Regions from separate parts of the Homo sapiens genome. Here regions 2 and 3 are each linked to region 1. The links are chromatin loops, found by intact Hi-C in ENCODE. Cell type or tissue: Caco-2. All regions are shown on one strand.

The links. Peaks named below come from ENCODE experiments on the same cell type or tissue, not always from the same donor. Only the 100,000 strongest peaks of a DNase experiment are listed, where the experiment ranks them.
Region 2: a loop joins it to region 1, with 11 times the contacts of the local background. A loop is called at or near these places in 9 of 110 quality-filtered maps.
Region 3: a loop joins it to region 1, with 6 times the contacts of the local background. A loop is called at or near these places in 2 of 110 quality-filtered maps.

Annotation. Positions count from the first base shown.
Region 1 is chr4:143,178,183-143,180,682 of GRCh38, forward strand. All of the region lies in intron 1 of USP38-DT (USP38 divergent transcript), which reads right to left. Among named protein-coding and RNA genes, the nearest start is that of USP38-DT, 5.4 kb to the right of the region's middle. In Caco-2, no CTCF peak of the experiment used is centred here; a DNase peak (open chromatin) is centred at 959.
Region 2 is chr4:142,984,047-142,986,546 of GRCh38, forward strand. All of the region lies in intron 1 of USP38-DT (USP38 divergent transcript), which reads right to left. Among named protein-coding and RNA genes, the nearest start is that of INPP4B, 140 kb to the left of the region's middle. In Caco-2, a CTCF peak has its summit at 1,384 (motif pointing right); no DNase peak of the experiment used is centred here.
Region 3 is chr4:143,088,120-143,090,619 of GRCh38, forward strand. All of the region lies in intron 1 of USP38-DT (USP38 divergent transcript), which reads right to left. Among named protein-coding and RNA genes, the nearest start is that of USP38-DT, 95 kb to the right of the region's middle. In Caco-2, no CTCF peak of the experiment used is centred here; a DNase peak (open chromatin) is centred at 1,392.

The DNA.
Region 1 (2,500 bases):
TCTGCCCAAATACAGGAGCCCATATAATAACTCATAGGGGGACAATCCCAAGTCTTTTCTTGGGACTTCCTAAGGAGTGCTATTGGGAGACATTTTGTCCAAGGCATTTTAGTTTATTAGTTTGGTGAAATGCTTTTTGAGAGTTTCAGTCATTCCTTCTACCTTTCCAGAGGAAGGGGGATGCCAAGGGGTGTAATAATCCCATCTAATTTGTAAACCTTCCATAATTCCCCTTAACACCCGGGAGGTAAATTGGCTGCCATTGTCTGAATCAACGTTTTTCACCAGGCCAAATCTAGGTACAGTCTGTTATAATATTATTTTGACTACATTCCTGGCAGTGGCTGTTGGAAGGGGAAAGGCTTCCACCCAGCTGGAAAGGTAACCTATAATCACCAGTAAATACTTCAGTCTTCCTACTTTGGGTATTTATGTGAAATCTACTTGAATGCTCTGAAATGGTCTTAGTCCAGGAGGTCTTCCTCCCATGAACTGTTTTCTAATCACCTCTTTGTTTATCCTTTGACAAGTTACACAACTTCCACATACTTGTTTAGCGAGGGTATAAATCCCTATCTATCCATAATTCTTAAATATTGCATCACACGGACTCTGGGGTCCCCAGTGACTCCCTTTGGGGAGTAATACAGACATCAGTTCTCTCATCAGGGGTTTACTTATCATTTCTCTCCCATCAGAAAGTACCCATTTCCCATCTTCAGTTTGAGTGACCCCTATCCTGCCTAATTCTTCCTTCTTCTCTCTGGTAAACTGAGGCCTTAATACCACCTTAGGGATGTCTGGTATCAGGCTAAATAGTCTAATTTCTTCCTCCAGGGAGGCTTGCCTAGCAGCTTCATCCACAAACCTGTTTCCTACAGCTTCTATAGTGTTCCCGTTCTGATGATCATTTACATGAACTATGGCTACCTCTGCTGGAAGCAGGAGACTTTCTAAAACCTGTTTGACCAGTTCCCCGTGTACCAATTCTTTTCCCTTGCTATTTATTAGGCCCCGCTCTGTCCAGATTTTTCCAAAAGTGTGTACCACCCCATAGGCACATTTAGAATCAGTATATATATTTCCTTCCTGGCCTTCAAGGAGCTTTAGGGCCTGGTCAAGAGCATGTAATTCACATTTTTGGGCCGACCAGCCATTAGGTAATCTACCTTTCTCACATAATGAGTGTTTATTTCCATCAAAGACAGCATAACCATTAAGTCCCTTGCCATCTATCACTCCGGATGACCCATCCACAAACAGTCTAATCCATCACGTAGTGGAGCTTCCCTAAGGTCTGGTCTAACTTTGGCTTGGTATTCTATGGTATCTAAGCAGTTATGATCTGATGTCTCTTTGTTCTGGTCTCCTTTCCATAGGACACTGGCTGGATTCAGGCAAGTATCTGGTGTTACAACCAAATAATCTTTTTCTAGTAATATGGCTTCATATTTTAGAATCTGAGAATCCACTAACCATCTCCCAGCTTTCTGATTTAATATATTCCTGACCTGGTGTGGGGTGTTTACTATTAGGGCCCCACCAAACATTAGCTTTCGACTCTCCTCTACCAGCAGGGCTGTCGCAGCTACTGCTTGCACACATTCAGATCACCCCTGAGAGACAGGATCGAGAAGCTTGGAGACAAAAGCAACAGGTTGCCTCTTCCCTCCCCAGGTTTGAGTGAGCACCCCAAGGGCCATGCCCCGGTCTACTGTTACAAACAGATAGAATGGTTTCTCTAAAGATGGGAGGGCCAGGACCAGGACTGTAATGAGGGCCTGCTTTAGCTCTTTCACTGCCTTAATTTCATCTAGGGACCATTACAAGGGATTGGGCTCCTCTTCTAGTAACTTGAGATACAGAATTTTGTCTTTTAAGCATATGAGTCAATCCATAACCTACTGTAGCCAGTTAAACCTAAAAATTTTTGGAGTTTTCTCTTTGTCTTAGGCAAAGGCAAACCCACTATTCCCAATATTCTGAGTTTATTATCCACTTCCCTTCACCAATCAGGTGTCCTAAATATTTAACTTCTTTTTCTACAAACTGCAATTTGTTCTTAGAGACTCGCAATCCCCTTTCTCAAAGAAAATAAGGCAAGATTATGGTGGTTTCTGATCACTCGGCCTTCCTTTTGCCAGATATTAAAAGTTCATCTACATATTGTAACAACTGGGTTCCCCTGGAAGGTTGGAATTCCTCCAGGACTAAGATTTGACCAAATAAGTTTGGGGCTTCTGTGAAACCCTGTAGCAGTACAGTCCAGTGGTACTGTTGTTTTCTCCCAGTTATAGAATTTTCTCATTTCTTTTTTGCCTATGAACATCCAGTTACTCCAGCACCATTTGTTGAAAACACCATCCTTCCTTCACTGAATGGCTTTTGAATCTCTGTCAAAAATCAGTTTGGTGTATTTGTGTGGGTCTAGGTTATTGTTGCCCATTTCACTGATCTATGTGTCTCTCTGCCATTACCATACTGTCTTAATTACCCTGGC
Region 2 (2,500 bases), 190 kb before region 1:
GACCTCAGATATACTGCCAGGATGGTGAAGAAGTCTCTGTGGCACTCCAAAGAATTAACATCGGCAGTCTGCGGTCTACAAAGACATCAGTGACAATGATAGTTAAGTGGTAAAACTTTTGTTACTCTCTCGAAGTCCCCAAGCACCCCATCCCATCCCTGTGGGAGCCTATTCAGCAGATAGACAGAGAAGAGGAGAACAAATGGGAGAAGGGCAGTGAAATAACAGACCTTGTCTTGGCTCTTGATGCTTTCTAGGATTATATCAGTAAAAAGGATCCAGGAGCTAACTTCAAAGGGTTACCACAGCTCACAAATGAAATAAATTGAGCATGGATAGGAATATTGACTGCAATAATTTGAAATGTATCTAATATGTTAAAATCTTGGATGCTTTAACAACAAAAAAGGAAAAGGAGCCAATGTTTACCGTAGGAAGATGCTAAATAAACAAATAATTATCCTGAAAACCAATACATAAAGAGAAAAAATCAGGAGTACAAGAATAAAACACCATGGAAGTTGTATAATGAAACTTAAGCTCAGAGTCTCCAGAGTTCAGTGCAATCTCCAGCACACAGTAGCAAATTAATAAATAATTTTAAATTAAAGGCAAAAAAGAGGGACATCAGAAAGATGGGGGAATATGAAGCATTTTATCTTCCTCCTCCCCATAGACAGACAAATTCAACAATAACAATACATGGACCAATTCCCTGTATGAGAAGTCCAGAAACGAACTGAGGGGCTCCTAAACCACAGGCAAGAGCAACACGAGCCTAACTGAAGATGGTGGAAAAATTCAAGGTTCCTCCTCTCAACCACATGATCAACAACAACAATAACAAAACCAGTTCCCAATTTTCTACCTGGGGAGATAAGAAAAGGACTGGACCATACTTCAAAAGTTATGACTTTTCTGGGTGCTGCCCAAGGTTTATTTCTGCCTGGCTGAATCTGAATGCTGTCAGGAAAGGTCCCCAGTTGGAAGCCACTGAGAACAAAAGCAGCAGGTTGGACTTGCATGCACATACTTTCCATATGCCCTCCCTCTGGCTCAGTCCTGAGTCAGTGGGGCAAAACCCTCAAATCCCAACTTCTCCCTGGAGAGAGAAAGAGTTGAATTGTTCATTCATCATTCCAAATTTTCCAGGGACTGCCTGAGGGATGGTTTTTGTTGTTGTTGTTGTTGTTGTTTGTTTGTTTGTTTGTTTGTTTTTCTCACCTGTCTCAGAATACCCACAGGACCCAGTATACTCTAGGTGCCTTAGGAAGGACTGTTGAGAACAACCACAGAAAAAGAGCTTGGGGCGTGCTGCTGCCCCAGAAGACCCATACAGCAAAGAACACCAGAGGGAGCAAGAGATTACAAACGCCGGAAGGAAAAAAAAAAAGCTGGCAAATCCAGCTAATTTGGATAACACAACTTCAGATAAAATGCATACAGAGACATTTGAGAGGCCCCCAGTATCTCTGGCTGGGCTGACTGGTGAGGGTCTTCTCCCATACAAGGCCAGTCTGTGAAGACTGGTAGGGATGTCTATTTTTCCTAATATGCAGATGCCAACACAAAAAGTCAAGGAAAACGAAGAAACAAGAAAATACAGCCAGAACAAAGGAACAATATATAAAGCATCAGAAACCAACTCTAATAAAACAGAGATGTATGATTTATCTAACAGATAATTCAAATTAACCATATAAATATCCTCAATGAGCTCAGGAGAAAAATGTATAAGCAAAATGAGAATTTCAACGTAGAGCTAGAAAGTATTTTTAAAGTGCTAAACAGAAATCTTTGAGTAAAAGAATACAGTAACTACACTGAAAAATTCACTAGAAGGATTCACTAGAAGACTAGATGAAGGAGAACAAAGAATCAGTAAACTCAAAAAACATTGAAAAGACAACCTATGGAGTGGAAGAAAATATTTGCAAACTATATATCTGATAAGGGGTTAAGAGATTTTCTACAAATTATATTATGTAACCTATAAACAGAGACAATTTTACTTCTTCCTTTCTGATTTGGATGCCTCTTTTTTTCCTGCCTAATTTCTCTGGCTCAGATTTCCAATATTATGTTGAATAGAAGTAACAAGAGAGGACATAATTGCTTCTTTCATGATCTTAGAGGAAAAGCTTTCAGTTTTTCATTAATGAGTAGCTGTGAGCCTTTTACTTCTGCCCTGTTTTATGTATTGGTATTTTTTTTCTATTCCCTAGTTTGTTGAGTTTTTTAAATCATTAAACAGTATTGATTTATATTAAATGCATTTCTGCATCTGCTGAGATGGTCTTGTGGTTTCTATCCTTTGTTCTGTTCATGTATTTTATCACATTGATTGATTTTCATATGCTGAACCATCCTTATGTCACAGGCATTAATACCATTTGACATGGTGTATTTTATTTCTTGGTTTGCTAGTATTTTATGGGGATTTGGTCATCTTATGGTGTCTTTGTATGAGTTTGATATCAGGGTAATGTTGGCCTCATGA
Region 3 (2,500 bases), 90 kb before region 1:
TCCCTCTCTAAAAGACTCTGGAATTCTAGACTTCTATCCCTGTATCAAGCCCATTCACCTGATCACCTGCCTCAGCCATTGCTGTCAACCTCCAAGGTATCATGTTTCTCCAGCATCATGACAAACTCAGGGCTTCTCTAAGAGGCTTCCCTGAGTTATGGAAAGGAAAGCAAGGATGGAAAACTCTTTTGCTGTTCTCTCCCTCATGTTTCAGGATCCTCTACCTGATCCAAGGAGGGCTTTTGTCTTCTCCCTGTATAACTTTCCTTCACCCTCCCTGCCCTAGAGGTTAGAGTAAAATTTTATCTTAGTCCCCCAAGCTTTGAGTATTGATTATTAACCCATTTCCCATTTGCCCTGAGAGTACTTATCTCCAATCCTAATGTAACATCATATACTTTTCTGTTACATTAGGATTAGAGACAAGTGCTGTTTAGAAATAACTCCATGAACAGTTTTCGTATTTTATTTTCACATTAAAAATCAGTCAGATTTGCTTCGGCCTCAAAAAGCATGTTTATGTATAATTAAATGAGCCCTGGAAGTGAGCTGCACCTTTTATTGCTAAATGGGAAATGGGTTAAAGGGAAGCTTTTGGAATTCAGGAACCCCTTTTCTCCTTGGGGTGACTACCTCTTGCAACTGAAAGCTTGGCCTTCAAGATTACTGTCATACTATGAACTATTAAATTCAAAACTTATCAGTGATCTCATTATTCTAGTCTGTCTTTGCCTTCTTCCTAAATCAATGAATGGGAGAAGAACACTAAGATGACAAGAATGATTTCAGTAAAGAGGAATAGAGAACCCCAGTTTAAAAATCTCCAAAAAGGATTGTTCTGCTTATATTTGAGTAATTACTTAGAAAATGTCAATTTCTCTCACCATGCTGCAAATGTCTTTACAACAGGGACTATATCTGTTTCCCTCCCAGTGTGTTCCCAGTTAATGAAGACATGGTCCTTGCCCTGGCAGTGTTAGACTGCTCAGACAGACAATTAAACAAACAATTACAATGCAATGTGTTTTGTTCTAAAACAAGAAACTGTAAAGCACCTTAGAAGAACATTTGAGGGTGACAACCCAGACTTGAGCACCAGAGAAGGATCCCTGGAGGAATTAATAGATAAACTGGGACCTGAAGCGTAAAGAGAAGTTAGTCAAATAAAGGCCATTTGTGAAGAACTCTCTATAAATTATGCTCCAGAGTTTGGATTTTTTTTTCTAAAGGCAATAAAAAGCCATTGAAGGATATAAATAGGGGATTGGGACCTTTTAAAAGGTCACACTGTAGGATAGAAATTGAATATAGAAGAATGTGTGGAGGTGGGAAAGGCTGTTAGGAAATGTTGGTTGAATTCCAAGCAAGTCTGGAATTCCAGGGGGCCTGGCCCAGGATGATGACAGTAAGAACAGAGAGAGGTACATGAGTTGCTGATAAAGTAAGGAAGGAGCAAGAGGAATTTAGGACATTAGCTAGATTTCTGGCTTAGGCAATTGGGTGATGACACTGACCAGTATGAAAAAGAGGTATAGAAACAGTTTTGTGAGCAATTTCCAAATGCATTTAGAACAGTTATACATAGTGGCTCCAGGTTCATTTATTCATCAATAAATACTTTGATTGTGAAAAAGGTCATTTTCACAAATTCCTCCTTACTAGCAATAATCACTTTACCTTTCCAAGATTTGGAGAGCATTAGGGACTATTGTTTCAGCACCTACCCTTTAATCTCACTTCAACAGAGGCAAAAAACTTTTTCTGTAAAGGGCCAGATAATAAATATTTTTGACTTTGAATATCATACAGTTTTGTCACCACTATGCAATTCTGCCACTGTAGCAAAAAGCAGCTGTAAAAAAAATTTTAAATAAATGGGTGTGGCTCTGTTCCAATAAAACTTTATTTATAAAAATAGACAATGGGCAGGATTTGGCCCACAGGTCCAACTTTGCCAAACTCTGACCTAGAGTTATGTTTCCCAGCACATCCCAGCATTGTGTAATGTTTCCATACCCCTGGATACACTTTGTGAAAGGAAAATATCTTGGACCCCCAAAATCACTAAGGAAAACTCAAGCTGGAAACTGCTTAGGGCAAACTTGCCTCCCATTCTATTCAAAGTCACTCTTCTGTTCATTGAGATAGAGGCATATCTTATTTGCCTCCTTTGGAAAGGCTAACCAGAAACTCAAAATAATGTAACCATTTCTGTATCACCTACCTGTGACCTGGAAGCTCCCTCCCCACTTCCAGTGTTCCTGCCTTTGCTTCAAGTTGTCCTGCCTTTCTAGACTGAACCAATGTACTTCTTACATATATTGATTGATGTCTCATGTTAAGGGAGGAGACCACCCCTCATATTGTCTTATGCCCAATTTCGGCCTCCAAAGAAAGAAGAAATAAAATCTAAAAGGCAGAAATGAAATCCACAGGCAGACAGCCCGGCACCACACCCTGGGACTGGTTGTTAAAGATCGACCACTGACCTAACCGGTTA